Linked DNA regions of Mus musculus: region 2 is linked to region 1. The links are chromatin loops, found by intact Hi-C in ENCODE. Cell type or tissue: left cerebral cortex. All regions are shown on one strand. Each heading gives the region's core, and the rest is flanking DNA. Links, peaks and the distances in the headings are about the cores only. Region 1 has its middle 45 kb from the start of Adamtsl1. Region 2 has its middle 200 kb from the start of Adamtsl1.

The links. A loop is a pair of places that touch in the nucleus more often than their neighbours do. Peaks named below come from ENCODE experiments on the same cell type or tissue, not always from the same donor. Only the 100,000 strongest peaks of a DNase experiment are listed, where the experiment ranks them.
Region 2: a loop joins it to region 1, with 3.0 times the contacts of the local background. A loop is called at or near these places in 22 of 42 quality-filtered maps.

Annotation. Positions count from the first base shown.
Region 1 is chr4:86,000,949-86,016,939 of GRCm38, forward strand. It overlaps a transcript of Adamtsl1 not described here. Among named protein-coding and RNA genes, the nearest start is that of Adamtsl1, 45 kb to the right of the region's middle. In left cerebral cortex, for the core only: no CTCF peak of the experiment used is centred there; DNase peaks (open chromatin) are centred at 6,808, 9,100 and 9,345.
Region 2 is chr4:85,841,309-85,857,299 of GRCm38, forward strand. It overlaps a transcript of Adamtsl1 not described here. Among named protein-coding and RNA genes, the nearest start is that of Adamtsl1, 200 kb to the right of the region's middle. In left cerebral cortex, for the core only: a CTCF peak has its summit at 10,385; no DNase peak of the experiment used is centred there.

The sequences.
Region 1 (15,991 bases), core at 4,423-12,422:
GGCCTATCAGAATTACACCAGACTTTTCACCAGAGACTATGAAAGCCAGAAGAGCCTGGACAGATGTTATACAGACACTAAGAGAACACAAATGCCAGCCCAGGCTACTATACCCGGCCAAACTCTCAATTACCATAGATGGAGAAACCAAAGTATTCCACGACAAAACCAAGTTCACACAATATCTTTCCACGAATCCAGCCCTTCAAAGGATAATAACAGAAAAGAAGCAATACAAGGACGGAAATCACACCCTAGAACAACCAAGAAAGTAATCATTCAACAAACCAAAAAGAAGACAGCCACAAGAACAGAATGCCAACTCTAACAACAAAAATAAAAGGGAGCAACAATTACTTTTCCTTAATATCTCTTAATATCAATGGACTCAATTCCCCAATAAAAAGACATAGACTAACAGACTGGCTACACAAACAGGACCCAACATTCTGCTGCTTACAGGAAACCCATCTCAGGGAAAAAGACAGACACTACCTCAGAGTGAAAGGCTGGAAAACAATTTTCCAAGCAAATGGACTGAAGAAACAAGCTGGAGTAGCCATTTTAATATCGGATAAAATCGACTTCCAACCCAAAGTTATCAAAAAAGACAAGGAGGGACACTTCATACTCATCAAAGGTAAAATCCTCCAAGAGGAACTCTCAATTCTGAATATCTACGCACCAAATGCAAGGGCAGCCACATTCATTAGAGACACTTTAGTAAAGCTCAAAGCATACATTGCACCTCACACAATAATAGTGGGAGACTTCAACACACCACTTTCTTCAAAGGACAGATCGTGGAAACAGAAACTAAACAGGGACACAGTGAAACTAACAGAAGTTATGAAACAAATGGACCTGACAGATATCTACAGAACATTTTATCCTAAAACAAAAGGATATACCTTCTTCTCAGCACCTCACGGGACCTTCTCCAAAATTGACCATATAATTGGTCACAAAACAGGCCTCAATAGATACAAAAATATTGAAATTGTCCCATGTATCCTATCAGACCACCATGGCCTAAGACTGATCTTCAATAACAACATAAATAATGGAAAGCCAACATTCACGTGGAAACTGAATAACACTCTTCTCAATGATACCTTGGTCAAGGAAGGAATAAAGAAAGAAATTAAAGACTTTTTAGAGTTTAATGAAAATGAAGCCACAACGTACCCAAACCTATGGGACACAATGAAAGCATTTCTAAGAGGGAAACTCATAGCGCTGAGTGCCTCCAAGAAGAAACGGGAGACAGCACATACTAGCAGCTTGACAACACATCTAAAAGCCCTAGAAAAAAAGGAAGCAAATTCACCCAAGAGGAGTAGACGGCAGGAAATAATCAAACTCAGGGGTGAAATCAACCAAGTGGAAACAAGAACTATTCAAAGAATTAACCAAACGAGGAGTTGGTTCTTTGAGAAAATCAACAAGATAGATAAACCCTTAGCTAGACTCACTAAAGGGCACAGGGACAAAATCCTAATTAACAAAATCAGAAATGAAAAGGGAGACATAACAACAGATCCTGAAGAAATCCAAAACACCATCAGATCCTTCTACAAAAGGCTATACTCAACAAAACTGGAAAACCTGGACGAAATGGACAAATTTCTGGACAGATACCAGGTACCAAAGTTGAATCAGGATCAAGTTGACCATCTAAACAGTCCCATATCACCTAAAGAAATAGAAGCAGTTATTAATAGTCTCCCAACCAAAAAAAGCCCAGGACCAGATGGGTTTAGTGCAGAGTTCTATCAGACCTTCAAAGAAGATCTAATTCCAATTCTGCACAAACTATTTCACAAAATAGAAGTAGAAGGTACTCTACCCAACTCATTTTATGAAGCCACTATTACTCCGATACCTAAACCACAGAAAGATCCAACAAAGATAGAGAACTTCAGACCAATTTTTTTAAATTAACTTGTGCAATATTCTATTCTAAGTCAGATGGACAATGGGATTAGTATATATTTCTATGTAGTTACCTCTATTGAGATTTTAAAAAATGAAATAAATGATTCAGCTAGTTAAAAAAAAAAAAAAAAGAGTTAAAGTGTACTTAGTAAGGTTGCAGGATACAAAAGCACTATACAAAAAAAATGTAGATTTGTCCACACTGTCTTAAAACTGAATAAATTTTGAAATTGCATTAAAAACTACTGTTTAAGAAATAGGGATAGAATGGAGGAAAACAAAATAGGGCTAGATCTATTAAAGCTTATGCACAACACACATTTTATAAGCTGTGTTATTGATAAATGATATCGCGGCAGTTCTAAATGAATAAAAAGGTGTGTCCCACTCATGTGCTGGCACACTTAGCGGGCAAATAAAGTATCATTTTTCAAGTTGATGACTAGATTTGCTGGCATTCCAATCACAATCCAGGAACATACGGATAATTTCAAAACTCAAGAACATTAGAAGAGTTAGAACAAACATTTTAAATAAAGCTTATATTGCTCCTTATTAAGATTGTATAAAGCTGTAGTAATCACAGCACTATAGTGTAGTGGAGAGAGACAGAGACAGATACACAGAGACACAGGACACAGAAAGACAAAAAGAGAGATAGACAGAGACAGACAAACAGAGACAGAAAGACAAAATGAGACAGACAGACAGAGAGACTGAGACAGAGAGTCCACAAGATAGATCCACATAAATATAACCAAAGTGTCATTCAATAGAAACCAAATAGTCTTTTCAATAAATACTTTTAAAAAAAAACAAAAAAAACAAAAAAACCTTGGATATCTATATGTCAGAAAACAAAATCACAACATAAAACCTCAGAGTCTATACAAAAATCAACAGAAAATAGGTTATATATCTATAGGTATAAACTATTAAATTTTTCATGGAAAACAGAGTAGAAAAAAATTTTTTGACCTAGGATTGGGCAGAGTTCTTCAATGTAGGAGCAAAAACAGAAGCCTTAGAGCACGAGATTAAAGAGTGGAATTCATCTTTGGGAGATGAAAATATATTCGCTCTATAATCAAGAATTCTCCCTGCTGGACGTTTAGTATGGAAATAAAGGCTTAGCTTTGGACAGAAGCAGGTACAGGAATACCCACAACACCTCTCCTTGTAATCATCCCCTCCCCTCACCAAGATGAGACGCACCAACAGAATGAAATGGTCTGGTCCGTGTGTACCAAGAGGCAAATCACTGACTGCTGCAGTAACTGGCTATCCAGAGCCATTGTGCTAAGTGAAAGGGGCAGCTCTCAGAGGGCTACACTTAGCATCAGATAACTCATTCATTTGACATTCTTTGAGAACAAAACTCTAGTATTGCAGAATAGATCTGTGTTTCCAAGGGTTAGGGAAGCAGCCAAAACTCACTATAAACTCAGAGCACGAGAGAGTTTTGGGTGGGATAAAAGAATTCTTCCATATCCTCAATGTGGCGGTAGCTAAGCATGTCATATGACCTATATCTGTTAAATGTGCAATAAAATTGGCAACTTATAACCACATCCGGATCATCTTCATTTCATTTTTCCCAAGTCTCCTATCAAATCTCTCTGGTGATTTTATTCAGTTACAAGTGTACCGTGACCAACCTATTGAATAATGTCTTTGACTTTTCCTTGAAAGGGGAAAGTATACTTTGCATGCTTGCTGATGGTCTCTGAGTTTTTGGTGAGGTTCCTGGAGTTCCTAGGCACATCCCAAGAGGCCCATTCTCTCCATCTGCTTCTTCAGTGTCTCCTGTTAGCACTTCATCTATCTTACAGAATCCGCTTCATTTAGATCAGGAAAGGCATGTGGTCTCCTCTCTGAATAATTTAATCTGTGCATCGGGGTCACTTCGACAAGCTTTCCTTTTTGTCATTTTTATTGGTTTGTTATGAGTCTTCATTTCATGACATGGCTCCCACATCCCGCACTTTCTACCCACATTGAATGTCCTGTATGTCCTGTATTCTATCCGTTTCGTCATTGTGGTCCCTTATTTCTTGGGACCATTTTGCATCATCTTCCTAGCACCCAGAATGTCTTAGCTGGTTCTTAACTACTCACCCTTCAAGCTGTCTGTAGGTATTCTCAGAGGTGGCAGATCTGTCCTTACTGTTCCTACAGTATGTGGTGTGGCTGCCACTTGAGCCACTATCACATTGCTCAGAAACTTATTGCTATTTTTTCCCAACATCCCATACCTAAAACAAAACAAAAAAAAAAAACTCTTGTGAAAAAGGTTTTTTTCTTCACCCTTTCTATGTCCTCAGTCCCCATGTCTTAGTCATATACAGAACAGAACATAATTAATGGCTGTTGAGTGACTCTATACAGCATCTTACCATCTACTGTCTTTCTTGTGGTTGGCAACAGCACTGAGTTGTTGAGCAATCATAGAGGCTTCTGGGGGACCCCACTTGTTTTCTAGACTTCAGTGTGTTCTGTGTGTAAGGCTTTTGTATAGGATGTGGTGTAAGGACAATTTCTTTAATTCCTTTCTCCTTCCTGGAAATCTCTTTAATTAAATTTTCCAAAGCTGTTTGCTAGTGACCTACAGGTCCCAGGGGATTATTCCATGTGTAGGAACTAGCCTGGCTTTCAGCCTAAAAAATGGTTTATTGCTTCAGAGAGCAAAATTACTTTCTAGACAATTTAAACTGGATTTTCTTTCTGCATATACTTTAGAAAATAATGGGAAAATAAACATAAATTATCCAGACCCTAAAAAAGAAGGCTTTAAGTGGTTATAGGTCACCTGGCTAGGCATGGTTCTGGTAAGAGATTCCAGTAAGAGACTGACTGCTTTCAAGCCCTTAGGCTAATTGCTTAGACCTTGGGATCTAAGATTTGTACTTGAGATCTGTATTTTCATATTCATTAATAATGAAATAGGTAAAGACATGTTATCTTCTTAATGTTCTATATTGTCTGTCTATTTACTGATCTCTCTCTCTCTCTCTCTCTCTCACACACACACACACACACACACACACACACACACACACACACTTACCTGAATATATTATTCACTTACTCAGTTATAGACAGATACCCCAGTTAGAGACAAGAGCTGTATACTAAGCAGTTGGATGGCTGTTGTTCCTTGAAGACAACACAGGTCACTTGGCTGGGTACATATCAAAGCAAAAGTGACATACACCTTAGAATAAGTACAGGAATGTGATCTTAGAGGTTAGAGTAAGAGAAGGTCGTGGTTACCTGAGTTTCATTTATAGATACTTAAATGTAGAAGCCAAATAGTTTTGTAAGCTGTGTAAGAAATCTGTATCTGTTTTCAATGCAGGGACAAAATAGGGTCATTTCCATGACCTTTTAAAAGAATCTGAAGCTTTTAACTGTATACATATCTTCAGTCCTAAATTTCGTATCTTCAGTTTTCCAGTATGAGATTAAGATAAATATATCCTTTAATGGCATTTATCCTTCATGTCTTTATCCCACAGGCTAATGGGTAGGGTTTTGGTATGTTAATAGTGCTTCTGAGTTATGAAAATAAAAGTAACTCAACATGAGAACATTTGAGTTACTTATTCAAAGATATGCTAAATTTAACCTCAAAGAAATTATTACTTCACTGGTATCTCTGAATGTCTTCTAAAATAAGATCAATTTCCCTGTGTCTGGGATATTTTAGATATGGCCTGGCCTAATGGTGGGGGAGTGAGCAAGTAGCTGGGCTATTAATGCTTCTTCCATTTTCATGTCCCTCTGATGGCCTTCTCAGCCAATCAAAGCTCAGACAAGTGGAGCTGCGAGAACAGCTGCCCTGTTGAACTCTTGCTGTGAAAAGATCCATACACTGCCCAGTGACACACAGTGAATACTCTGGACTAAACTCTCTAGTCAGCAGAGAGACAGGAAAGGCGAGACGCATACAGTCCCCGTGAGAGCAAGACAGCTTAGCTGAGCAGCAGTGAGCATGTATTACCATAAATCAAGAGGCCATTTAATAAATGCCCAATTAAGGTGAAACAACTTCCCAAGGATACATAATTATCCAGAAAAGCTCCCCGAGTACTGGTGGCATTGGGAGTATTCAATAGTGAGCCCCAAAGTCAGAAAACAAACAAACAAACAAACAATCAGAACCCAATGTGTGCATGAGGGAAGGAAAACCCTACCTACGTTGTTCAGTGTATTATGCAGAAGTAAAATTATTCATCCCATCACAGTGGACAAAGGGGTACTTTGTACTGTCTTTCTGGTGGTGGTTCTTGTTGAATATTATGGTTTGAATCTGAATTTTTAGGAGTGGGGCCTTACTAGCAGAAATAGTCCAGTAGGAGTGAGCTTTCTAGGATTATGGCCATCTCCTCCATGTTAGTCACCTACTGTTTCCTGGTCCACTCGTGGTGGGTAAGCAGTCACCATGGTGCTCTCCTGCCACAGTGAATTGGGCATGTCTGGCATTGTCTACACCGAGAGACTGAAACCCTACAAATGGTATGCAACAAAATCATTTTTTCTTTCCTTACACAGTTTCTTGTGTATTTTGGTCACAGTGGTACAAAAGTAGCTGAGACAGAAACAGCTACTTTCATAGGGCTACCTTTCTAGGCTGAGTGTTGAGGATGACCACCCCTAGATTTTTCTCTTTCGACTGTCATATTCCTTACCTTCTCAGCAGGAAACTCTTCCTGGATACGTATGCAAATTCGTTTAAGGAGGAAGCATCAATTTATAGTTTGCAGTTGGCTTCTGAACACAGTTCCTGGAAGCACATCCTTGCAAGCTGAGAGACAGTTTTGAGACAGTCTCACTCTGCAGTTCAGGCTGGCCCGGAGCTCACCGTATTCCTGCCTCAGCATAAAACATACTGGGATTGCAGGCATGAGGCACTACCTCTGCTCCCAAAGCTTAAATAACCATGGAGGCTTGCGTCTCAGAAGCTGGTTTGAAGGCTGCCCCTTTAGTAAGGAGCTGCTCTGAGTAAATGCCTACTCAGAGAAACAACTCAAGGACTCATCCCTGGGTATCTGGCCTATAGTAGTTGATAAGCCACAGTCAACACTATCTTACTTGAGCAAACATATGCCTCTCCAATAAATATAGTTTCAAAAGGAATGGATTAAAGGTCAAAGAGCTGAGAAGAATGGAAGAGAAAGTGCGTGTGTAAGATGTCTCCCTAATTATTCTTGTACAGAAGATGCCTTGTACAAGACACAGTAAAGATTCAAAATGAGGTATTCCCTTAATGAGACTGAAGGGTTTTCTTTGGTATTTGCAATTTAGGCTGCAGTTCAAATTGGGTAAACCACTGGGTCTTTGTTTTCACCATATTTTGAAAAAAAAATGATCACCTGACCCAGGTAGAGGTAGATGAAGTGTTTGGCTTCCTGTGTAATGTAACTGCCTAAATGTCTCCCTGTGCTGCAGTGATAAGTGTGGCTATTCATCTCACCCATATTATAATCCCCACAATGCCTGGCAGCATAAGTGTGGCTATTCATCTCACCCATATTATAATCCTCCAATGCCTGGCAACATATGCCACCGAATACTGTTGCAGACTTTCAGACATGTCTGTGAATTCGATCACCACTTTCTGGCTATACCTGGCTTCTGAGGATCAAGTGCTGGCAGACTGCTTTTGTCTCCTAGGTCAGATGCTAGTATAACTTGGGCCAGCAAAGAGATGCCACCATTAACTAAGCCATAGCACATCTCAACCAGGTTGTTGAAGTTTTGTGGCTACATGTTCTAGGGTCACCTGTTCCTGATCCCCCTGCCCCTTGTGCAACCTCAATGTCATGATTCTTGAAATTATATCTTTAAAGCTTATGTTCTGGGGTTTTAAAGCTCTGGGAGATTTAAGTAAATTTTTATTCAGATAATCTAAACAATTTTAGATGACTGCCTATGGTTTAAGTAGGGTCAGTTAGCTGTAAATTATGTTACTAAGGGAGATAATAAAATGATTAAAAATACTATTTAAAGTGTTTCAAGGATGGCTGAGAATAAAATTTAGAATTGATCAACTCCTCATTTTTGTTACTAAGTTTATTACTTATCCCCCTAAGTTATAGCCAGGCATCATGATGGCTTCAATTCCAGCATTCAGAGATAAAGGTAGATACAACTCTCTGAACTCCATGGCAGTCAGGGCTATATTGTGATAGCCAATCTCAAAAAAAGGAAAAAAAAGAAAGAGAGAGAGAGAGAGAGAGAGAGAGAGAGAGAGAGAGAGAAGGGGAAGGGGAAGGGGAAGGGGAAGGGGAAGGGAAAGGGAAAGGGGAAGGGGAAGGGGAAGGGAAGGGAAGGGAAGGGAAGGGAAGGGAAGGGAAGGGAAGGGAAGGGAAGGGAAGAAAGGGAAGAAAGGGAAGAAAGGGAAGAAAGGGAAGAAAGGGAAGAAAGGGAAGAAAGGGAAGAAAGGGAAGAAAGGGAAGGGAAGGGAAGGGAAGGGAAGGGAAGGGAAGGGAAGGGAAGGGAAGGGAAGGGAAGGGAAGGGAAGGGAAGGGAAAAGAAAGAGGAAGGAGGAAGGACGGAAGGAAGGAAGGAAGGAAGGAAGGAAGTAAGGAAGGAAGGAAGGAAGGAAGGAAGGAAGGGAGGGAGGGAGGGAGGGAAGAGAGAGAGAGAAAAGAAAGAAAGAAAGAAAGAAAGAAAGAAAGAAGGAAGGAAGGAAGGAAAGAGAAAAAGAAAGAGAGAGAGAGAAGAAACTAAAAGAAGAAAGGAAGGAAGGACAGGTAGATATGTTTGGAGATATAACATAGGATATAACATAGGAATCTCCATAGAATTAGAGTACAACTGAACAAAATGAGTTTAAATGTGCATGGGATTCTCAATTACTTAAAAATAGACTTGGTAATTACCAATGATATTAGACAGATTCCCCACTTAGATTTGTATTATGTGGCTGAATCACTAAATATGGATATAGTCAAATTAATAGGATATACCTTCATTCTTTAGCAGTATTTTTGGTTGTTTGACTGACTGATTTTATAACAGGGTATCACTCTATAGCCCTGGGTTACCTGAAACTCATGAAGATCTGCTTGCTTCTGCCTCTCAAGTGCTGGGATTAAAGGCATACACCACCACACTCAGTTCAAATATACTTTGAGTGGGTGTTCCCGAGTGTCACTCTAGAGATAATTCCTGTAGATTTTGCTGAAAGCAATTTCATGGGTTAAGAGAACAGGTAATCTGGCTATTTCATAGTTAACAAGAATATTACAAAATGTGACTTTTATATCAAAACAAACTCTAGAAGTTACCATAGCATATGCTTTTGAGCTGTACAAAGTAAATCAGGGGGTGTTCAGAAGAGCAATTGAATTTTTTAGAACCTCAACAATTTGGCACCTCTTGGCTAACAACATTGTAGCACAGTTTGGCTTGCACTAGAATATCTAACTAGCACTGGCCCCATTTTTTTCTTGCTCTCTTAAAGTCTCAAAAGATGTTCATGTCCTGACAGGAGCCCAGGACCTACCTGCAAGCTTCCTGAGGTAAGCACAAACTCCTCTAGGTTACAGTTTGCTGGACCTTTTCCATTAGCTAAAACATTTTATTTATGTTCTTGGCTCTGTTGGCTCTCTGCTCTAAAGCAGGGGCAGAGCCTGCTATGCCATTCAAGATGAATAGAAAGATGATGAAATCCACTCAGCTTTCCCTCCTTTCCCATTACTATGTTCCAAAGGTATGGTCTGTGCTTAGTAGCATGCCCCTTCCTTCTCTGTGTCTAGCTGAGATCTTTGATATCTAATATCTCAAAGTTCTGCTCCACCAGAACTGTCAGACAGTTGGCTACCTTCTTTTCCATCTACCTTGCACGCCACCACCCCACCCCCCCAACACACACCAATCAAGGTGATTATGTGAGGGTTACCTTTTGTTTTATACATCTTCCAGTCATCCAAGCATGGTAAAGCAATTTTAGATCATTATATAATTTTTCCACAAAACTCAATAGGCTTTTGTAAAATCTGTCATATACCTGGCATTAGACTTAGCATTAAAGACAATATCAAAGATATGTTACGTGGTTCCTGAAGCTTACAAGGATTCTCCTTTTTGCCAAGAAAAAGAGAGAAGGACGGGGGGAGAAAGAGAGGGGGGAAGAAGGAAAAAGAGAGGAGGGGAGACATAAAGAGAGAGGCAGAGAGAGAAAGAGGAGGGACAGAGAGGGGAGGACCAGAGGAGGGAGAGAGAGAAAGAGATAGGGAGACAGACAGACAGAGAGAGAGAGAGAGAGAGACAGAGGGAGAGAGAAATTAGATAATGAGAATTAGAACACATCAGTTTTCAAAATTAAACATATTCAAGCAGTAGTATCTAAATAAGAAGAGATAAATTGTTCAATGTATAAAAATGAGGCAATATACTGGATTTGGGGCCATTTTGACTGTGTGTTTCTTTAATGTGCATAAATAAAAAGCCTCAGTTCTTTTGAATGCCTTCTTTCTTACTCATTCTGATCTTTCGTATGTAATCCGTAAAAGGCCATTGCTCCCTTCATAAATCTTCCTTAATTCAAAGCATAACTCCTAAAGTTCAGAAACTGAGCAGATTAGCTAGTGCTGCCCCTCACTAAAATGGTCAGGGATAAACAACTCCCTGGAGTCACAACTACAGTCAACACAAAAGTAAATCAAAAGTCAGTTATGAGTTCCAATGATTTATCAATGAGATTGTTAATGGTGTGTGTCTGAATTATAGCATTATTACAAACTCTGCGACCAATTGCTACCCCCATTACTTCATAGCAGTTTAAAGCACATAGTATTTTATATACATGTATGCATATTCATGCATGCACATACATATATTTGCATCTATAAACTTGGCATTTCATGATGACATATGTTTTGCCACTAGATCAGCTGTATTATTTTTGGAAACATTATTCTCTTTGCTTGGAAATCATAACCTCTCAGTCAATCTGGTTATGACTTCATACCTTTTATAGCTTTCAGTCTGTATTTTTGCAAAAATCTTATTGTGATTATAAACCAGTTTTCTCTGGTTATGGGAAGAAGAAATAACTTCACATGATGCATCTTTAAAGATGCTTAGAGTTCCTTGTTGGTGTATGATGTGTTTGCGTGAGCACATAGCCTAACAGGTAGGCTTTTAAGCCAAACTGACTGTTGAATCTCAGCTTACTAATTAAATTACAGTTGAGTCATCAAGAACAATACTTTCAAGGTTCTATGGACCCTGGAAAGAAGATTAAGAGTAATTTAAAATGCAGAACACCATTAATTTTATTCATTAGGCATAAATAATTCTCTTACTAACTTATCATTCCTCTTTAGGGGAAAATGGGATCTCCACCTTTCATTTCCATTTTTATACACTGACGTCTTTTTTCATGTAAAAAAAAATCATGTCATTTAAAGTCTCTAGTGATTTGATGCTGTGTTTTAAAACAATGGCTTCTGTACAATTTTAGCTGCATGGAAATCACCTGAGAATCTTCTTGACAGGTACATAGTACTCCAGAGTGTCTGGAGTGGGACTGGGCATCTGCACTCTTAAGCACCAGTTGATGTGTCACAGATCTATCAACAACACTGTGAATGCCATGGCCAAGGCACCAGAACCTAGTCTGCAATCCTCCTCCAATAGCATTAGTGTTCTGTGGATCACATCAGCTTCCTGAGCTTTATATCTCTGGTTACTTTTTCCTGCCATGTTTAGCATTTTCATCCATTACATTGTTTATATTAAAGGCTCACAATTCAGAGTAATGTCCTCAAATAATAATAAGAAGGCATCTTTAGTACAGACTTTGAAAAAGTTCCATACGTAGAAAACTAAAGTATGTTTTGGACACATGCTTATTTATATCTAAGTGGGTTTCATGGGCTCATCCCAAGGTTTCATCCCATTCTGACCACCTGTGTAATTCCCCTGAGCTCCACTCATCACAGCATTAAAAGAAAGTCTGTACCTACTATACAGTCATAATAAGAATATGCTAGCCCATGGTTTTTCAGTTGCCCTGGTTATGGGAAAGTTCTTTATACTGGCAGGCTCTCCTCAAGATGGAATGAAAGTTGTACTAGTCAAAGGGTCAACAAACTTTTCTGAATGGAGCCTGAAAGAAGCAGGAAGTAGTTTCCATTTGTACTGCTAACCAGTGCTCCTTAGTACTTCTAACTCGGGCTGGATGTGGCTGGGAATACTGAACCTATACGATTTTTGGGTTATCTATGTAGATATGAAACAGGATTCTGGATGGGTTTTGTGACGTTTGCATATATTAAGCCCCCACAGAGATGATGAGGAAATGTTGCCAAACTGTCCAGATGTATTCACTACTCAGCAAGTGCCAAATAGGCTGTGTAGCTAGATATGTAGAGCGTTCCTAACATGTTCTTTGAGTAAACACCACACATGCACCAAACCTTTCCTACCACCTTCTGCTCTTCTATTACACAAGATCAAAAGAGATTCATTAAATACAAATTAGGGGACAAATATGGGCTGAGCGATGGCTCCGAGGTGCTTTTATTTGTTGATATATTGAAGTAATAATTTCAGAATATAACCACAAACAAGTACTGCTTGGATGGCTTTGGAGTATTTGGCCCTGTTAGAGGCAAATCTCAGGAAACATCCTATTACTGGAAGAAGCTAAAAGTGTATCCCTCTGGCTCATTATCCCCAAGTATGTCTTTGCACATTCATTCAGAGACAATCATGGACATCCTCTGAGACTGTTGAAGACCCAGATCCTTAAGATTTGGAAGAAGTTACAATGGGGATGAGAATCTGTATGCAAGACACTATTGAGAAACTCCAAAACTCAGTTGGAAGCAACACTAGAGGTCTTTAGTCCAAATTGCGATGCAAAGCTTAAATCATGTGTCTCATTGCTTGGCAGATGGTTACCAACTTGTACTTCAACACTTCCAGGAGTGAGAAATGCAGCACTTTTTAAGATGACCGATGCTTCAATAATGGTTCCAAATGTTTAAACACTCCCTCTGTTCCAGAGCCCAAATATACCTTCCTTAAACACTGGTTCTTAAAAAATGGCTCAGCATTTTTGCTCTATAAAGTCTTCCTCTATTCCATCTCAGCTCGCCCCACATTTTGTGTACATCACATTATTACCCCCATTTCTTACAGCTTTATTTTCATGTCCAACTCTATTCATGCACTGATGTGGGGAGCAGATTTTCAGGCTCCTCAGACCCAAATGTGGCACTAATAGATAACCAAACTATATTGGAAGAAGGACAACTATTGTCTGCAGGATGTGCAGATCATGTGATATGTAATTGCCATCTTTCTCATCAGCCAATAAAACCTCTGACATTTAAAGTGTTGTTAGAAAACCAAAAATCTTCAACACTTCCATAGGAACAGCCTTGTCCCTTGTGTATTAGGTGATAGTATACTCTTTTGAGACCAAACACAAAGTCAATAGAACCCTTTCCTAAAATGTCAGCTGAATAGATCTCACTTGATCTACTCATTGATCAAATGTTTGGAATCTACTCATCTCAGTTAGGTATCAGCTACAGATGATGTTTTTAATTAAATAAAAATGCTGACAAGATAAAGTATGGAGTCTTTTCTATACTGCTTTATATTGGCCCTGATTTACTAACAGAGAGCCCAGACAATAGGAAATGTTCCTGTAAATGTTGAGTTGGGTAGGTTTTCCTTTTTGTTCCATAGCAGACTACCAAGAATTATCAAAAACTGTTCTCAAATCAAACATAATAATCATGGGATTAAAAAAAAATAATGCTAAGTAGAGAAAATCAATCTGGAGTCCAAGACTTTATTCTCATTTTATTTTTGAATTCCAATAATTTTTTGCTACTCACATGATTGTTATTAAAAGGAACCAATGTGAGGTGTGGAAAGATGGACTGTATCCACCTGAGCATTAGGAATCATCATAATGTTATCTGCTGATTCAGTCTACTATCACACGAGTAAAATGGCAAGGATTAGTTTAATAGAACCTGTCTGTATCAAAGTCACAGCCGGTGCTGGTAAGAACCTCAGTTCTCTGTATCTTTCCAAAAGACACTCCAAACTAATATGTCTCTCCCTCGGGCTAGCCATTATTTTATCCTTAAGTCTAATTTTAAGGCATTTCTTCATTGAGCCCACTTCTTTCATTCCTTTAAGAAGAAAAGGGAACCCAGATGGCGTGGCTGACAGTTACTATGTATATGGAATTCCTTAAGCAGTGTGGAGGAGAGTGCCTTATTTCGCAATGCTGATGGAGCCCACCCTTTGCAGGCTTTTCAGTATCTTTGTTCTCCGACGTGTTGAAATGAACGCTAATCGCTTTAGTTATGGAGTAGGGTATCTCCAGATAGCAGCAGATGTCCCTCACTCCCTTCTTTCCAATTTGGGCTGTGCTTTTGAAACTTTATGATAAAAAAAAAAATTAAAACTTAAGGGAGAGTAGGATTTTCTCTAAACATGCCACATCCCCCACTAGACAGCAATGTCATAATGAAAATGATGGTGGAGCTCTATATGAAGTTGGCGCATGGACCATGTTAAATATGTAAAGTAACCTAGTTAGACTTTTTAAACTGACTAACTTCCCCCTTATTTTTATTTATTTATTTATTTATTTATTTATTTATTTTAAGATAGGGCTGGCAACAGTCAGGAAAGTAGAGAAGGAGCTGCCAATCAGCTTCCACCATTCTGATCACAATGAAAAGCACACAGTGAAAAACAACTCCATTTGTTTCAGGCCTCAAACCTTATGATCATTCGGTGATCAAGAATTGATTATCAATACATATTCTCTAATAATCAAGTGCTAACTGTGCATGTGTTTATTTCCACTAAAAAGGACAAATCCCTTCATGAAGTAGAATATAAGAGAGCTGTTCCAGCTTCCCTCGGGTGAAAGATTGGACTTTGTGAACTCGTATATACATTATTGGCCTTTCCTAAGGAATACAATGGATTGATTACTTGCAATGACTACAAAAGCAGTGTTGAACTCTGATGAGATGAAACTGGGAAACCCAAACTGCTTTTAAGAGCCCTAATAGGGACATGTTTAAAATAGTGATACACCTCAGAACTGACTGGCAACCATTCAGAAAGGTCAAATTAAAGGCACAATTTGAAAAGGAAGCCACGATTTTATAACCAGGTTTATATTAATCCCAGGGATCTAAGCAGAAAACTCAGTTTATTCATACTACCCTAATTAAGCCCAAAACACTGGCTAGATTCTAAACTATTTGGTTAACAGTAAAGCCGGAGAGAATTTTCAAATAGTTCTACAAGTTTCAACCAAATGACTCATAAAACTCTAACAGACATGGTCTACAATACAAAAGTCCTGGCATAGAAAACATGGAATACCAATGGATTCTACAAAGTGTGCCGGTAAGGTGCTTAGGGAAATGCTGTTTAGGGGAATGTTAATTGCTATACTCATATCTTTCCACAATACAAGAAGCTGCTAGAAACTGTAAATTTGAGTGTTTCAGGCAGGTGAGTTATGATAAATTGTCTATGAGACAACTCTGAAACTTTATGTGATGGCTTCAACTTAGGAAGGCATTTGGTAGGCCATAGCAGCAGCATTTTGGAGGGGACAGTCACAGGGAAAAAAACACATTCAGACTGGGCAAGACAACTCCCCAGAGACTGGATGTCCAAATTCTCTTGGACCACCAACCAGGAAGCATACACCAGCTGATATGAGGCCACCAACACACATACAGCAGAGGACTACTGGGTTTGTGTTCATTCAGAGATGATGAACCTAACCCTCAAGAGACTGAAGGCCCCAGGGAGTTTAGAGGTCATGTGGGGCTGTCAGGGTGGGGACATCCACGTGGATGTACACGTGGATTAATTAATTAATTAATTAATTAACTCATTAATTTAAAAGAAGGAAGTCTTGTGTTCTATATGTTTGGGACATGAACCTATAAGCCCATTTTCATGGAAAAATCAGGCATCTGTGGCAACTTAATTGTGAACATCTATTATTTTGAGATGCCCCAACATAAGACTTCTGCTC
Region 2 (15,991 bases), core at 2,973-10,972, 160 kb before region 1:
TTCTGTCTGTCTCTTTACTCAGTCCACTTCTGTTGGCTTGCTCCCTCAGATGCCTTCAAAGAACCTTGACATTAGTTCCCCGTCTCTATTTCAGAGACTTATTATTTTCTGACTTTATTTCTCTTGCCTGTTCTCTAATGATGGACTCTCATTTATCTGCCTCCCTTGGATCAAGAGTCCTGTCTCAGTGGTCTGTTTAAAACACTTTTATTTCTGATCAGTATCTAAATGAGTGGTTTGGTGTGGAGGAGCTCTCTGTTACAGAGCTCCTCATTCAGAACAAGTGCCTAGCCATTAGGACTTTGTACATCTAGTTTAATGACATTTGTCAAAGGTGATTTTCTGATGACCAATAAGCATATTTACTAATATTGGGTTGTTGTGCAGAGGATAGAATGAAATAAAACTTTAAAATACTGTTCTTCCCTCCTCTTTCTTCCACAAAACCATGCATCTCCACTTGCTTCCTGGAATATAGAGTACTGAGTCATATTCATATTATCTAAATTTAAATCCTGGCTTCATGGCTCATGGTATGGCCCTGGGAAAATGACTTTCTCTTGCCAAGCTTTTGTTTCTGTGAAATGATTGTCACAAGAGTGTGTTTTACTAATAGCAACTTGTCTTTAAAAGTTATTATAAAGGTTAAAATAAGGTAGAAAATTCAACTTGGCCCAGCGCCTGACCTCTAACAAATGCTGGCATTGGTAGTAGCTGTATAGAGAATATTCTCCAGTGGTCTTTAGTGGAAGCACTACAAAAGTCGCTTGAGAATCCTAGGGCCAAAGGAACTCAGTTTGAAAAACCACTACAAGTTCCAACCACTCTGGCCTCCTCCTCCTTCTTAAATATGCCTTTCCTTTTTCTGTGGCTTCATCCGGATATTGTGTTGCCAAGACTCCACACACATTGCTACCCGAGTTCCTTCAGATCTTTATGTAAGACTCACCTTGTGAGAAAAGCCCTAAGGCCAGCCCTGTGTCATATCTCCATGGCAGCCTGGCTTGCCGCCAGCCTCACAGACAGCACGGAGTAGCTCTCTCCCAGATTCATTTCTCCTTTTGCATACTCGTCGCTGCCATGCTGTGTGTTTTCCTACTCAACAGAACACACAGTTGTGTCTCTTCCACTACGGGAGGCCAGGGATTCTGACTATTTTATTGCCTTACACTAATCATCTGCAGCAGGTATTTACTGAACGACGAAATGAATATTCAACATAATGACATAAGTTCTTTGAACGCAGGATGACCACCATTTAGATGTCCGCTACGATTAGAAAGTTTTTCTATTCGTTTTTAAAGGTTAAAATGTGATGCTGTACTTGTGGCATCACTGAGAAATTTCTATATCAAATGGTTTTAAAATAAGCCAAAACAGGCTTTTTATTTGCTAGCCTAGAGTGCCCAGTAGGGCCATTGGTGCCCTGTTAAGGGTAACTCCATTTAATATGTACATATATGTGTATATATGTATTTAATGGGGGGCTTCTGCTGAAGTAATTATTCATATGACATTTTCAGACATTTCAGATATTTAGTATTAGTTATCCCTTTCCCTATTGTGTCCTCTGTTCTGCCCTCCCATTACCCCACCCCCCACTTAAGCCTTCCTTTTCCAAAGCCCAATACCAGGAATAGGTGACTTCTGTTGGATTTGTAGGCCAGGGAAGTCCCATAGCCCGCCCCCAATATTATATACTTCTAACCTTCAATACCTTTAATCAATATTATATACTTTTAACCTTTAATACCTTTAATCACTGCTCTTGGTTACCCTCGAGAACTTCACTGTTAGATTGTATTTCTGAAGATTCTACATATTTGAGTCATAGAACATGGGAAAATCAACATGGAAAAATCAACATGGTTTATAAGGGCAGGTGTCTGTGGTTGTGTATTTCTAGGTTACTGCTGCTTACAAACATTATTTTTGCATTTATATTTCTTTGTTCTTATAACTTTCCACCAGGCTCAGCTGTGGCTGGGTAAAAGGAGCTCTACAGAAAGTGATGGCTTTGAGAGACTGTTGCCTTGGCAATGTTGCAGTAGACCAGGTCTCACCTTCAACACCAAAGTTCAGCAGAGTTAGGTACTCCAGAAATCAAGAATTAAGAGGGCCAAAGTGAGGCTTAAGAATGTATCTGATTCTAGTAGATAGTGATGGATGCCCAACCTGTAAACCACAAAGTAAACAGAAGCATTCTCAGTATGAGAATAAAGAGCTCATTTAAGGTATGGTAGAACATGCCTGTACCCATGCCTGTGAGGCAAAGTCAAGGGGATCCTTGAAAGTTCTAGACCAGCTTAGTATACATAGTGAGTTCCAGACCAGCTGGGATTATAATAAAACCTTTTCTCAAAAGAATAAAACAAAAGAATAAGGAGTTTATACAAGCCAAAATGGTAGTGGTTACAGAGAGCAAACCTGGAGATCCTTTCTGCCCTTTGGCCCCAAAGGGGCAACCACAGGCCTGGGTTTCACAGGGTAAAAGGAAATTGAACAGGTCACAAGACAGTTGTTACTGTTATGTGAATCCATGATTGGCATGAGTGAATATAAAGCTACTGGTTATTGATCACATAAGTCACTCATTCCAGCTGAGAAGCCAATAATCAGGAAAAGGCCATTACTGTTAGGCTAATATGGGCTAGGTGACTGCATGCTCACTGCTATGAAATTTTATGGCCTCCTTAGCATGACATTTTTAGTCCTTTCTCAAACTGGCTATTTATTCAAAATCGAAAATGATATCTGTGAACATTTAGAATGTAGGAACTGCCAGTTTAAGGGTGGACATTCTATGGCTGAGACCAGTTCTAGAAGTAAAAGTGTTTCCTTATTTGTGTTTTCACACATGTGAAACTAAAACAAAAGAATCCTGCCATCTCAGAGGAATCACCCCTGGGAAGCATGGATGGCTTGTATCCATCTTCTTCACCATGGTAACATGGTTTCCTTTCAAGAGGGGCGGGCATGAAATTACTTCCTTGGCGATGACAGAAGCAAACTGATCATGGATGGCTCTTTGCAATCTTTCCATTTTTGTGACTCATATGGGTGGTTCCTCTCCTCACCTCCAACTCTTTCTCTAGACAGGTAACATGTAGTCCATTAGATTTCTCTTGCCAACTTACAGTCATTTTGGTCTGGGCTCTTTGGGCAATAACCCCCAGGTCTTCACCACTAAATGGATTATGCCTGATGCCCTAAGCACCTCATCTGCTTACAATATGCTCAAGTACAGGAGATACTGCAGGCTGTGGTACCTTGGCACTATTCCATTTGAGTATGTGCTTTGCCTAAAGAGCCTTGGGTGGCACAGAGCATTGGCCATCTGGGTCCCTGCAGGCATCACTTGAGGATGCTCTTCTCTGAAATGAATTCTATCTATCTTGAATCCTGGCCTCAGCTTTCAAGTCCAAGTTACCTAACTTGGTACATTGTCATTTGGAGACTGTTTTCAGAGCAATATAGTCAATCATGCAGGGATTGCTTACCTCATAGTACGGGAATCAGCCAAGCCCAGTTCCAGATGTATTTAAAGGGTATCAGAACTTGTATCTTTTATGGTTCTTACAGGTGAGAGAGCTGGTAAACATAAGACTCGAGTTTTACAAGTGACCAAATTGAATTCAGATTACCTCAGTCTCAGAAATTTATCAGAAGCACATTTTTCTTGCCACCATAAGAGAGGACAAATGGCAGGAAATGTAAAATGTGTGCATTGCTGTGCTTCAACACATGGCTGACAGAAATTAACCTGTTACTGTATTAGGGTCTATAGACAGTTTTACTTTAAGAGGCAAAAATTCAATGAAAATGCAGAAAGAATATCCCCAAAATTGATTCCCTAAATGTTCTGTATTTTATGTTAATAACTCAGTTCTTAAATAACGCCTATGTGAAGGTTTTTAAAGATTTCTTCCCGCTTAAAAAAGCACTAGGAAATTCTGTTGTGAATCTGCCCAGCATTTTTTTATTTGTCTGCTCTTCTAAAAGGATATCTACTTATACCTCCAAGAATATTTTAATCTCCTCAATGTGAGGCATGGAGCCCAGATGCAGAGACATTATTTTGCAGTGATTTTATGTATGAATTTCTCTGAGAGTGAAAGATTGTTTAGAGATGAGTTGTAATTTCTCATAATCACCACTCTCCCTATAAACTCTGCAAAATGTTGATGTTATAAACTATTAGATCTAGTAATTTATAAGCTTCTTTGTATAAAATAAATGTGGAGCCTTTAAAAATTAAGCAGTGTGCTCAGAACTACAAGTCATTTAACCAGAAATTATATCGGTATCACTTCTAAAACGTCTGTGTTGTAAGGGGCAGTAACTGGAGCCCTTCTGATAGTGTAACTCACCATGGTAAATTCTTTGCCTTTTCACATAAGTTTTGGAGCCTGAGTAGTATGCTCAGCGCTGGGTTCTATGTTTGTTTACATATCTCAACTTAGCCCCATTTGAAATCATTCATATCCAAAATAAACTGGGTTTGCATCATTTGGTATTCATATTGATTAATACCATCTAATAACTTTCACTGGATGTTTCTTAATCCCTAAGTCACCCACTTTTATGCCTTTCCTACTAATTTGATTTAGCAAATGAGTTTTGAATTGCAGATTCCTAGTAGCTTAACAAAAATACACACAATATACATCTACTGAGTTTTTTCTTTCAGTCACCCTATAAGATATTCGCCATTCAAAAATATTTAGGAGCATAAGGATGGGGGCACATCGACAAGAAAGCTCCGATGCACGTGTGAAACATTCCTATCCTCACAAGATAGACAATGCCTCCATTCATTGCCCGGGCTCTGGGGAGTACGGTCTTCCTTTCTTTCCAAAGTGTGGGTTAGGCAGAGCAAAACAGAAAGAGAAAAGGGCAGTGCAGTCCTCTCTAAATCATCAAATACCATTTCAGCTGACAGACTGGCTCATTCTCAGTATATATTTATAAAGACAGTCAGACTACGTTCTAAGTAGCACATGGCAGAGTAAAAAATCTTTGCTTAATTTTTTATACTAGGAAAAAACAACTAGAAAAAAAAACAACTAAGTAAAACTGTCTATAGACCCAACTAAGTTCATTAGATAAGCTCTGATTCTTTTGCTCCTGGTTCATCCAGTGTTTTGTGGCAGCCTTTCAACAGGACTAGCTACCTCTTAGCAAATGGAGTCTTCAGTAACCTTTAATGTATCAATGAACCCTACGATGAACAAATTGTTGGCCAATGAATTATTTTTCTATTTCTGGAATTCTAAATATATGCCCATTGTGTATATTCCAGTGTGTCTATAATATAACCTGAATATAGGAGACAAAGAAAGTTAGATATGTGATCTTTTCTAATTTAACATTTTCTCAGTGGTAATTGACATTTGTTGTATGAAGCAGTGGTCTATGGGTTGAGGTCATATAATATGCCCAAGAATATGGGCACTTTTGCATATAGTTTATCCATACATTGCTGGCTATAATATAAACTCCTTAAAGGAAGTGATTCACTTTCTTTCACTCCTAGACCTTGCATGTAATCTCTATGTCATAAATTCCCAATAAATATGTGCCCCGTGAAAGAATAAAACTCTAGGATCCCTCTGCATCATTCTCTTCAGACTTTCTTTGTTTAACATTCTACTAATTAATTAGTTTATAACCCAAATGCTTCCCCCTCACCCCTCACAGAGCCCCTCCCCCACCCCTCATCCCCCATCCCCATCCCCTTCTCCTCTGAGAGGGTGCCCCCTATGTATCCTCCCACCCTGGTGCATCAAGTCTCTGCAGGATTAGGAGTATCCTCTCCCACTGAGGCCAGACATGGCAGCCTTCTGCTACATATGCACTTGGGGCCTTGAGCCAGCCCATGTATTCTCTTTAGTTGGTGTCTCAGTTTCTGGAAGTTCCCAGGAGTCCAGGTTAGTTGACACTCTTGGTCTTCCTGGAGGGTTGCCATTCCCTTCAGGGCCTTCAAATGTTACCCTAACTCTTTCATAGGAGTCAATAACTCCATTCAATGTTTGTCTATGGCTATCTGCTTCTACCTCAGTCAGCTGCTGAGTAGAGCCTCTCAGAGGGCTGCTTTGCTAGGCTCCTGTCTGGAAACACAACATAGCATAGTGTCAGGGATTGGCGCCTGCCCATGGGATAGGTCTCAAACTGGGCCGGTCACTGGTTGGCCATTTCTTCAGTCTCTGCTCCATTTTTTGTCCCCGCATTTCTTTTAGACAGAAACAATTTTGGATCAAAAGTTTTGTAGGTGGATTTGTGTCTCCATCTATCCACAGGGGATCCTGTCTGGCTACTGGAGGTGGTCTCTTTAGGTTCTATATTCCCCCTGTTGGGCATTTTGGCTAATGTCACCTGCATTGACACCTGGGAGGCTCCACCATTCCAGGTCTCTGGGACTTCCTAAAGATTCCCCCAACACACACCTGACACCCATGCAGCTGCATATTTCCATTTATTCTCCTGGCCCTCTGGGAATCTCTCCTGTCTCTCCCTATACCTAATACTGACTCCTATTCCCCTTCTCCTCCCCTCCCCCACTCAGATGCCTCCCTCCCTCTGCCTCCCATAATTATTTTGTTTCCCCTTCTAAGTGGGAACAAGCATCCTCACTTGGGCCTTCCTTCTTGTTTCACTTCTTTGGGTCTGTGGGATGTATCTTAGGTATTCTGTACTTTTTGGCTAATATCCACTTATCAGTGAGAACATACCATACATGTTCTTTTGGGTCTGGGATACCTCACTCAGGATATTTTCTAGTTCCATCCATTTGTCTGCAAAATTCATGATGTCTTTGTTTTTAATTGCTGAATAGTATCCTATCATGTAAATGAACCACAAATTTTGTATCCATTCTTCAGTTAAGGGACATCCAGTTGCTTCCAGTTTCTAGCTATTATGAACAAAGCTGCTATGAACATCCTTGTGATATAGTGAAGCATCTTTTGGGTATATGCCCAGGAGCAGTATAGCCAGGTCTTCAGGTAGAACTATTTCCAATTTTCTGAGGAACCACCATATTGATTTCCAGAGTGGTTGTACCAGATTGCAATCCCACCAGCAAAGGAGGAGTGTTTCTCACTGTCTCGATAGACTTGCCAACATCTGCTGTCATCCAACTTTTTGATCTTAGCCATTCTGATTTGTATAAAGTGGAATGTCAGAGTTGTCTTAATTTGCACTTACCTGATGACAAGGATGTTGAAGAACATTTCTTTAAGTTCTTCTTGATCATTTTAAATCCCTTTGTTAAGAATTCTCTGTTTAAGCCAGGCGGTGGTGGCACATGCCTTTAATCACAGCACTTGGGAGGCAGAAGCGGGCAGATTTCTGAGTTCAAGGCCAGCCTAATCTACAGAGTGAGTTCCAGGACAGTCAGGGCTACACAGAGACACCCTGTCTTGAAAAACAAAACAACAACAAAAAACAAAAGAAAGAATTCTCTGTTTAGCTTTGTACCCCATTTTTACATTGGGTTATTTGGTTTTTTGGAGTCTAACTTCTTTATATATTTTACATAGTAGTCCTCTGTCAGATGTATGGTTGGTGAAGATCTTTTCTTTTTTCTTTTTTTTTTTTTGTTTATTTTTATTATTTTTAATCTTTTACTTATTTACTATTTTTTCCATTTTTTATTAGGTATTTAGCTCATTTACATTTCCAATGCTATACCAAAAGTCCCCCATACCCACCCACCCCCACTCCCCTACCCACCCACTCCCCCTTTTTGGCCCTGGCGTTCCCCTGTACTGGGGCATATAAAGTTTGCAAGTCCATCTTAATCTGTAGACTACCGTTTTGTCCTACTTACAATGTCCTTTGCCTTACAGCTTTGCTTTTCAACTTTAAGAGGTTCCAAAAATTAACTCAAAGAAAACCATAGACCTCCTTTATGCAAATGATAAGTGGGTCTAGAAAGAAATTAGGGAATCAACACCCTTAACCATAGTCACAAATATAAAATATCTTAGTGCAACTTAATCAAGCATGAGAAAGATCTATATGAAGAGAATTTCAAGTCCCTGGAAAAAGAAATTAAAGAAGACCTCAGAAGATGGAAAGATCTCCCACATTCATTGATCCATGGGATTAGCATAGTGAAAATAGCTATCTTACCAAAAGCAATCCAAAGATTCAATGCAATTCTTATTTTTTACAGAACTTAAAAGGACAATTCTCAACTTCATATGGAAAACCAAAAAAAAAATCTAGGATAGCCAAAATAATCCTGAACAATAAAAGAACTTTGGAAGGAATCCCTGACCACAAGCTATACTACAGAGCAACAGTGATAATAACCATATGATATTGGTACAGAAATAAACAGGTTGATCAATGAAATAGAATTAAAGGCCCAGAAATAATCCCACACACCTATGGACACTTGACTGTTGACTAAGAAACTAAAATCATACCACGGAAAAAAGAAAGCATCTTCACCAAATATTGAAGTCTAATAACAAATGTGTATGTCTAACTGATCGTCTGCATGTAGGAGAATCCAAGTAGATCCATATTCATCTCCCTGCACATAGGTCAAGTCCAAGGGGATCAAGGGCCTCAACATAAAATCAAATACACTAAATCTAATAGAAGAGAAAGTGGTAAGTAGCCTTGAACACATTGGCACAGGAGAACATTGTATGAACTGAACACAAATGGCTCAGTCTCCAAGATCAGCAATTGATAAATGGGATCTCTTCAGACTTTCATTGTAAGTTCTACTAAGTAACTTAGAACTTATTTCTATGAAAGAAGATTTAAAAAGTCATAAAATTAAGACTACAAAGAAAGAGTATATAACTGTTTCCTAGCAGACAAGTGTAGTTTTACTATTGATAAATCTAGCAGTGGTTTTCCTTCAAAACACAGAAAAGATTAGCTCACACTCATGTTGGTTACTAATTGTTTGTGGAGAAGAGAGGCTCCATCCCCTGTATAACTCATCACTTGAATACACTTGAATACAGGACCAGGCCCATGTAAAACAGCATAGACCAGTCCCTATTCAGTTAAATTGGATGATGTTCAAACCCAAAAGCTCAACCTTTTCCAGAACTTGAAAGAAATAAGGGAGTTGTCACAAACCAAAGGGAAATACTCCCCAAGGAGTTTGCTTCCTCCCCACCACGGCTGTATATTTAGAGTGATCCTGTGTTGGCATGTGTGCTCCTAGCTCTGTATACCAAAATCCCAGGTATCAGAGTTTCAGATCTGTGCTTTTGAGGAGGCTTAGAATCTGATGCCATCCATACAGAATCCCTTCCCATAGACCATAGACCTCCTAGAAAAGATGATGTAGCCTTTCATCATTTATTCTGATAAAACTAAAATGTCATAGATTGGATATCTTCTAAGTAAGAGAAACTTACTTTTCATAATTCTGGAGATTTGGAAGTCTACTTTGAAAGTGCTAGCAGATCTGGTGTCAGATGGGGGCACACTTCCTGATGTGTGCTCAGTACCTTTTCACTGTGCCCATATACAATGAAAGGGACTATGGGGCCTTTAAATTTTTTGCATATATATGCAGATACATGCAAACATATGCAAATGTTGTGTTCACTGTGTGCACACACATATGCATTAGAGTGCATATGCATTAGTATAACTGCATGGGCAGATCTGTGTATGCATGCGAATGCCATAGGTTGGTGTTAGCTATCTTCTTCCGTAGATGTCTCTCCTTTGAGGCAGAACATCTCACTTGAAATCAAGCCCACCAGTTTAGTTATCTAGCCAGCCAGCTTGCTCTAAAGATCCCTGATTTCTTCCGTGATGGGATTATAGATGGGCATAGCCTTTACATGGGTACTGGGGATCTAACTGTGGTTCTTCAGATGTACGTGGCAGGCAAGTGCTTTACACACCCAGCCAACTCCCCAGCCTCTGGAACTTCTTTTATAAGGAGACAATAGCAGTTGTAATGACTCATGATTAATTGCTTTGGGGGAATCCATTTCCTAATGATTTATCTTTGAGGTTATAGTTCTGAATCATTAATTTGAGGAATAGATGTACATAAAGATCATATTGGCTTTCTAATTAGACAATCCAACTGCAATTCTGAAATCCATAGACCCTGCTAACTTAGATTTTTCTAGTATGAGAAAAACTTTGGCTGAGACTTGAATATTTGATAATCTAGTAGTTGACAGTGATTAATTATAAATGCCAGATAAAAATATAAATAATGTCTAAATGTAAATGGTTCCTATATGAGCTTTAATAACACTAATACCTTAATCCCATCAACCTATTGCTTTAATTAATCTTTTCTTAAAATATTCATTATTTTAAAGTATTGAGTATATGAATATGTCTCTATGTGTTTGCCATGTATATGCAGATGCCCCTGGTGGCCAGAATTGGTTTTCAAATTCAATGGGGCTGGAGTTACAGGTAACCATGGTTGCTATGAACTAATCATAGATCCTTCATAAGAGCTGTAAGAGCTCATACCCACTAAGTCATATATCTACATCCCCATAGTATATCTTGCGGTTAAGATAATTTACATGAAAAGGTCTGAAACATATAGACCTTTAGAGGTATGGAAGACCTATATTACTGGAAGCCATTAAAACTCATGTTCATCTCCACAAGGTTGAGTCATTGTGAGGAGATAGTGTCTCGCTCAGAGATACAGTTCCCAGTTTCCCTGTACTTAACTGGAAAGCAGACTATTGTAGAAAAAGAAAGTATGAATGCCAGTGGTCCAGCCATTCTGGGAATTGTTGAAGAGGTAGATGAGTCTTTACCCATCTTTTTGTTGTTCTAAATAAGGAAAGTTCCAAGCAAGTGCAGCCATAATACAGAAAGTAGCCTGAATCTCAAAATGACCATGGGTGATAGGCACAGGGAAGGTAGAAGGTTGTCAAAAGTGAATATGTATATAAGTTTGAATTGTAAGTCAAAACTCATTGTTGTTGTTTGAAATTAGTGGGATTTGGATACTTAACCTGTTAAAGCAGCAAGCACCACATTAACAGATATAGGCATTAATAAACACTTGGGAAGAGTTCTGATCTTTGTTTATCCCAGAACCTTATAATTTCCATAGAAAAGGCTGAATCACACCAATACTGCAGCTTGTGAGAAGACAAATATATCCCCTGACTGCTGACCATTCTTCTCCACTCTGCCTTGGAAGATGGTTTTCCTAAATACCATTAAGCTCATTTTCATTGCTCATCTTTCTTTAATTTAACCATCTTTCTCCACTCTTCCATTCCCCCCCCCACACACTGCTTTCCTTTGTCTTTTATCACCTCTTCCATTATAATGAAAAGGTTTATTTTTCCTTAAAGACAATAGCACTTAAAACTTGTAGCTATCTTCATTCTGCCTCACATGAGGGGAACATTTATCTTAATGTAATATTTTAATGAGTAAATGTCATTTCTCTAACATGAAAGAACAATGAAGGGAGATGAGAATAAAAGTTATGTGCACTGAGAAGATTTTTTGGTGTATTTTAGAACATACACAATAACATAGAAAAATAGGTCATGGATTTGAAAGAGAACAAAGAGAATACATTTGAGGGATTGGAAGGAATAAAGGTGTAAATGATGCAATTATAACTGCAAAAATAAATTATTAGAACACCAGGGCCAAAAAGGGGGAGTGGGTGGGTAGGGGATTGGGGGGGTGGGTATGGAGGACTTTTGGGATAGCATTGGAAATGTAAACGAGGAAAATATCTAATAAAAAATTAAAGATCATAAAAAAAATTAAAGATCATAAAAAAAGAAAAAGAATAAAAGAAAATAAAACTTGGATAGCATGCTAGAAATAACACTTTACCTTTTATCTATAGGAGTGTGTTGGTAGGAGAGAGTTGTGCGGGGTGAATTAAACTCTGTAGTATTGACCCCTACTGGACATTTAGCTGTGTTCAGCTGAGATCCAGGAACCACTGAGATGTTCACAAAAGCAAGACTTTCCTCTAGAAGCAGAAAAGTGAAAACTGGTTATGAATGATGAAGGCAGCTCTGGCGATTTTGGCTGTGCAGCATCCCCTCCCATTACAGTCATCTTCCAAATTGACAATATATTTTCAACTAATGGGGTCCTTGGCATCGCTGTTATTTCGGGAGTTAGGGGGGTGTCAAATGTGGTAGCATTAGTATGGCCGATTTTATGGGTTGATCGCACCTGAAAGTTGAAACCAGATTTAGAGCACACATGGTGCCAACCATGTGGTAAGCCCCCATTCCAGCTCCTTGTCTGTGACCTAAATTTTCAGAGACAGATTGGAACGTGAAGCTCCACATGCTGCTACCTTCTGAATGACCAGTCTCTACTGCTGAGTATCACGTGTCTGAGTGTATCCCAGGCTTAATCATTGTCACCTGTGCAGAAAGAGCCACAGAGCCTTTATACGGACTAGATTCAGAACAGTCTCAGACAAGCTTCCTGGGGGGGGAGGGGGGAGAAAGAAAGGGAAAAAGAACATGGAAGCCATGCTTCCTTCAGGGCATGCAGGGAAACTGCATTTGGAAAGGTCTGCTTAACACTCAGGTGCGTATGGCTTGGAGAGTAGGTCCGGTCCTCCAGCCATGAAGCCCCAGAGAAAAGGCTGAATCAAGGTTTTGGAATCTCTACCTACATTGCAAAAACAAAAACTGTGACTTCTCTGCAAATTAGTTCACTTATTGCAAACATCTTATGGAAGAAAACTTGGGCCATTATTCTTATTTGTAAGCCTCATTTATTTGAGGCATCTATAAAAATACACACGATGTCCATGTTTGTCCAGGGCATACCTCCCCCTTCATTAAGCTTCAGATTAACATGTGGCTATAATGCAGCTCTGTTGAGCTGTCCAGCTGTTAATAAAGCATGACACGCAGAATATGAAGGCCCACATGTGGATGCTGAGCTAATATTTCTTTTGCCCCCAAATCAGTAAGTTTTTCATCTAGATTCTTTTGAATTACAGACATTGATTGTGTCCTCATGGAAAGAGCTAGTTGTTTCAAAATAACTCTGTACTGTCTGTGTTATTTCACAACGCAGCAGAAACAGGCAAAATAAACAGAAGGTTTGTACTTGATAAAAACAAAATGGAGGAGACTTTTCATCCCAAGTTGAGAAAAACTACTCTGAAAAACTTTCATCATCGAGGTTAATTTGTATTATATAATAAAGATACTAAAGTAGAGAGGTTGGAGAAGAGGTGGTTTTCAAAGATGTTAGCATATTATTATAACAACGATAGTAACAGAGGTGAGGGAAACTGTTGTGGAAACAGACACACTCTAAATGGCGGTGAGTGGCTTCACCCACGTTTGTCAGATCACCCTGTTTGAAGAGCTGTGATGGAGTTTGTGTCAGCGCTTCCATTAGAAGCCTGTACTGGGAAGAATTTGGAATGTGGCCAAGAAGAGATCACTCTGAACGAAGAGTTGGCACAGGAGACTTCCTCCCATGAGCAAAAGTTGTTTTCATTATTTCTTCCTCATCGTTGTCTTCTCCCCGCCGCCCCCTCCCCTTAGAAAATTCCATAAAACTTCATCTGGTTGCTTTTAAGCTTGGATATCTGAGGTAAAAGTTGAGTATAGGAGAGCCAAGCCAGTGGTTTGAAGACAATACATCTTTTGTCCATCTGGGCAGAATCTGTATTGCGTATTTTATGTGGAGAAGCCATGCTATTCAGAGGGGAGCACTTAGAAATGGAATAAAAGCTAATTTCAAAAGATCATTCAACCATTGCCTGTAATAATGAAGTTGAGAGCAGTCAGAGTGTGACTTATCTTATTCACTTATTTCTATTAATTATATACATTGCTTTATAGCTATTTATCTAAGTTATTCTTCACAGCATTTTACATAGTTTCACATTCATTATCTTTTTGAATATAATTTGCATATATTAAAACATACCCATTTTAAATATGCAGTTCTGACTTTTGCTCAATGTATACCAAACACAGTAAAATATCAGAGCACTTTCATGGCCACCAAATTTCTCTTGTACAGGGGAGCAGAAACTCACCTGACCCCTGACCTATCTCAGTCATACACAACTGATAACCTGATCTTGTGACTATAGACTTGCGTTTTATATAATTGTCATCAAATGAAATTATTATGCCTATGTCTAATTTGTTTCACACAACATACTGTTCTGGAAAGACACTGACAGTCTTCCTTATATCAACAAAGTCTTCATGTTTATTGTTCATCAGTATTCCATTGAATGGACAGCATACACCTTATCAATTAAGGAGTCAGAAGAATTTGAGGGCTTCTCATTTTACAGTGTTGTGAATAGCACTGCTACACATCCGCTGCACACATCTGGGTGTACACATCTGTATATGCAGGTCTTTGTACACACATGCTTCCCTTTGTCTTAGGAGGAGGGTGTGGCCTTTTGATAGCTCTAAGTGGATCTTCTCAACTGACTTCCAAAGAGACTGTCAATTTCCCTTTCCACCAGTAGTGTGGTCCCCAGTTGCCTCACGGCCACCAAGTCTTTGTCCGTTATTCCAGTGGCATCTGATTGGGTGCATTTGCCACGTGTACATCTGCTTTAGTGAGCTGGGCTTTTCCCCTCCAGTGTTTTTTTTTTTTTAACTATGTGTTTGTCTTTTTATTGTTAAGTTTAAGCTTTTGTGATGTATTTTGGAAAATAGTTCTTTGCCAGATGTGTGTTTAGCAAATGTTTTCTCCCAATATATGCCTTCCTTTTCTTTTCTTGTATTATTTTTATGCCAAAGACTAAATCCAGAGGTTGGCACATGCTCTACCTCTGAGCTACAACCTTTGGTCCATTTTTATATTTTACTGCTAATTTTTTTGTATCAATGTATCTTTGCTTTTAGGGTTCAGCGTATATATTTTCCCCCTGTGGCTTATTTACTTAGGTGTCCTAAGAAATACTTAATTCAAAGAGTCTTGGGTTTTTCCTTTTCACATTGTTTTATAGCTGTGGCTGTTGAGAGAAAGCACAGATAATGTTTTGCCAGTACGAATAGGCCTTGGGGAGGTATGTTAAAGTGAAGTAGTCATGACACTATGTGAGAGGTGAGGGTATCTTTTTACCTTACCTATTTCTTTTTTAAAAAAATATTTATTTCTTATTATATATAAGTACACTGTCCCTGTCTTCAGACAAACCAGAAGAGGGTATCAGATTCCTTACAGATGGTTGTGAGCCACCATGTGGTTGCTGGGAATTAAACTCTGGACCTCTGGAAGAGCAGTTGGTGCTCTTAACCACTGAGCCATCTCTCCAGCCCCTATCTTACCTATTTCAGTGCATATTTTTTTTTCTAGCAACACTAATTAAAAGAGTATTCTAACATTAGCTTATATTAACACCTTTTTCAAAGAACATTTCAAATACAAAATCATACATTAAAATATTTATTCAATTTATACTTATTTTGTTTAAATAATACTCATTGATCCTTTGAGAGTTTCATATAATGTATTTTGATCATAGTATCTCCCACCTCCCCCCCAACTTCTCCCAGATCCACCTCTACCACCACACTTCCCAAGTCTGAATCATGCTTCTCTCCCACCATTCCCCCTCTTCCTCCTCCTCCTGTGCCTCCTCTACCTCTTCCCCTTCCTCTCCCTCCTCCTCCTCTTCCATTTTCCCTGTCAAGTCCAAATTGTGTTGCTCAATTATGTCTGGGTATGGAGCCTAACTTGGAGTGTGGTTAGTCCCGCAGGGCTAGCCACAAACTCTTAAATAACCAACTCTTCCAGCTGCTATCAAATGGCAATAGCTTCTTATCAAATGGTGGAATTTAGTGCCCACTTCCTTTCCCCTGAGTATGGGATTTTGTCTTCCTTGAGCTTGCCTACGTCGTAAGCATACTATACTAAACACTACGAGTTTATATGTTCTTTTAAATTTTTTTATCTATTTATTTTATTTTATCCTCTTCCCTGCCTCCCATCTACCTTCCAAATGTTCCACGTCCCATACCTACTCCCCACTGCCCTG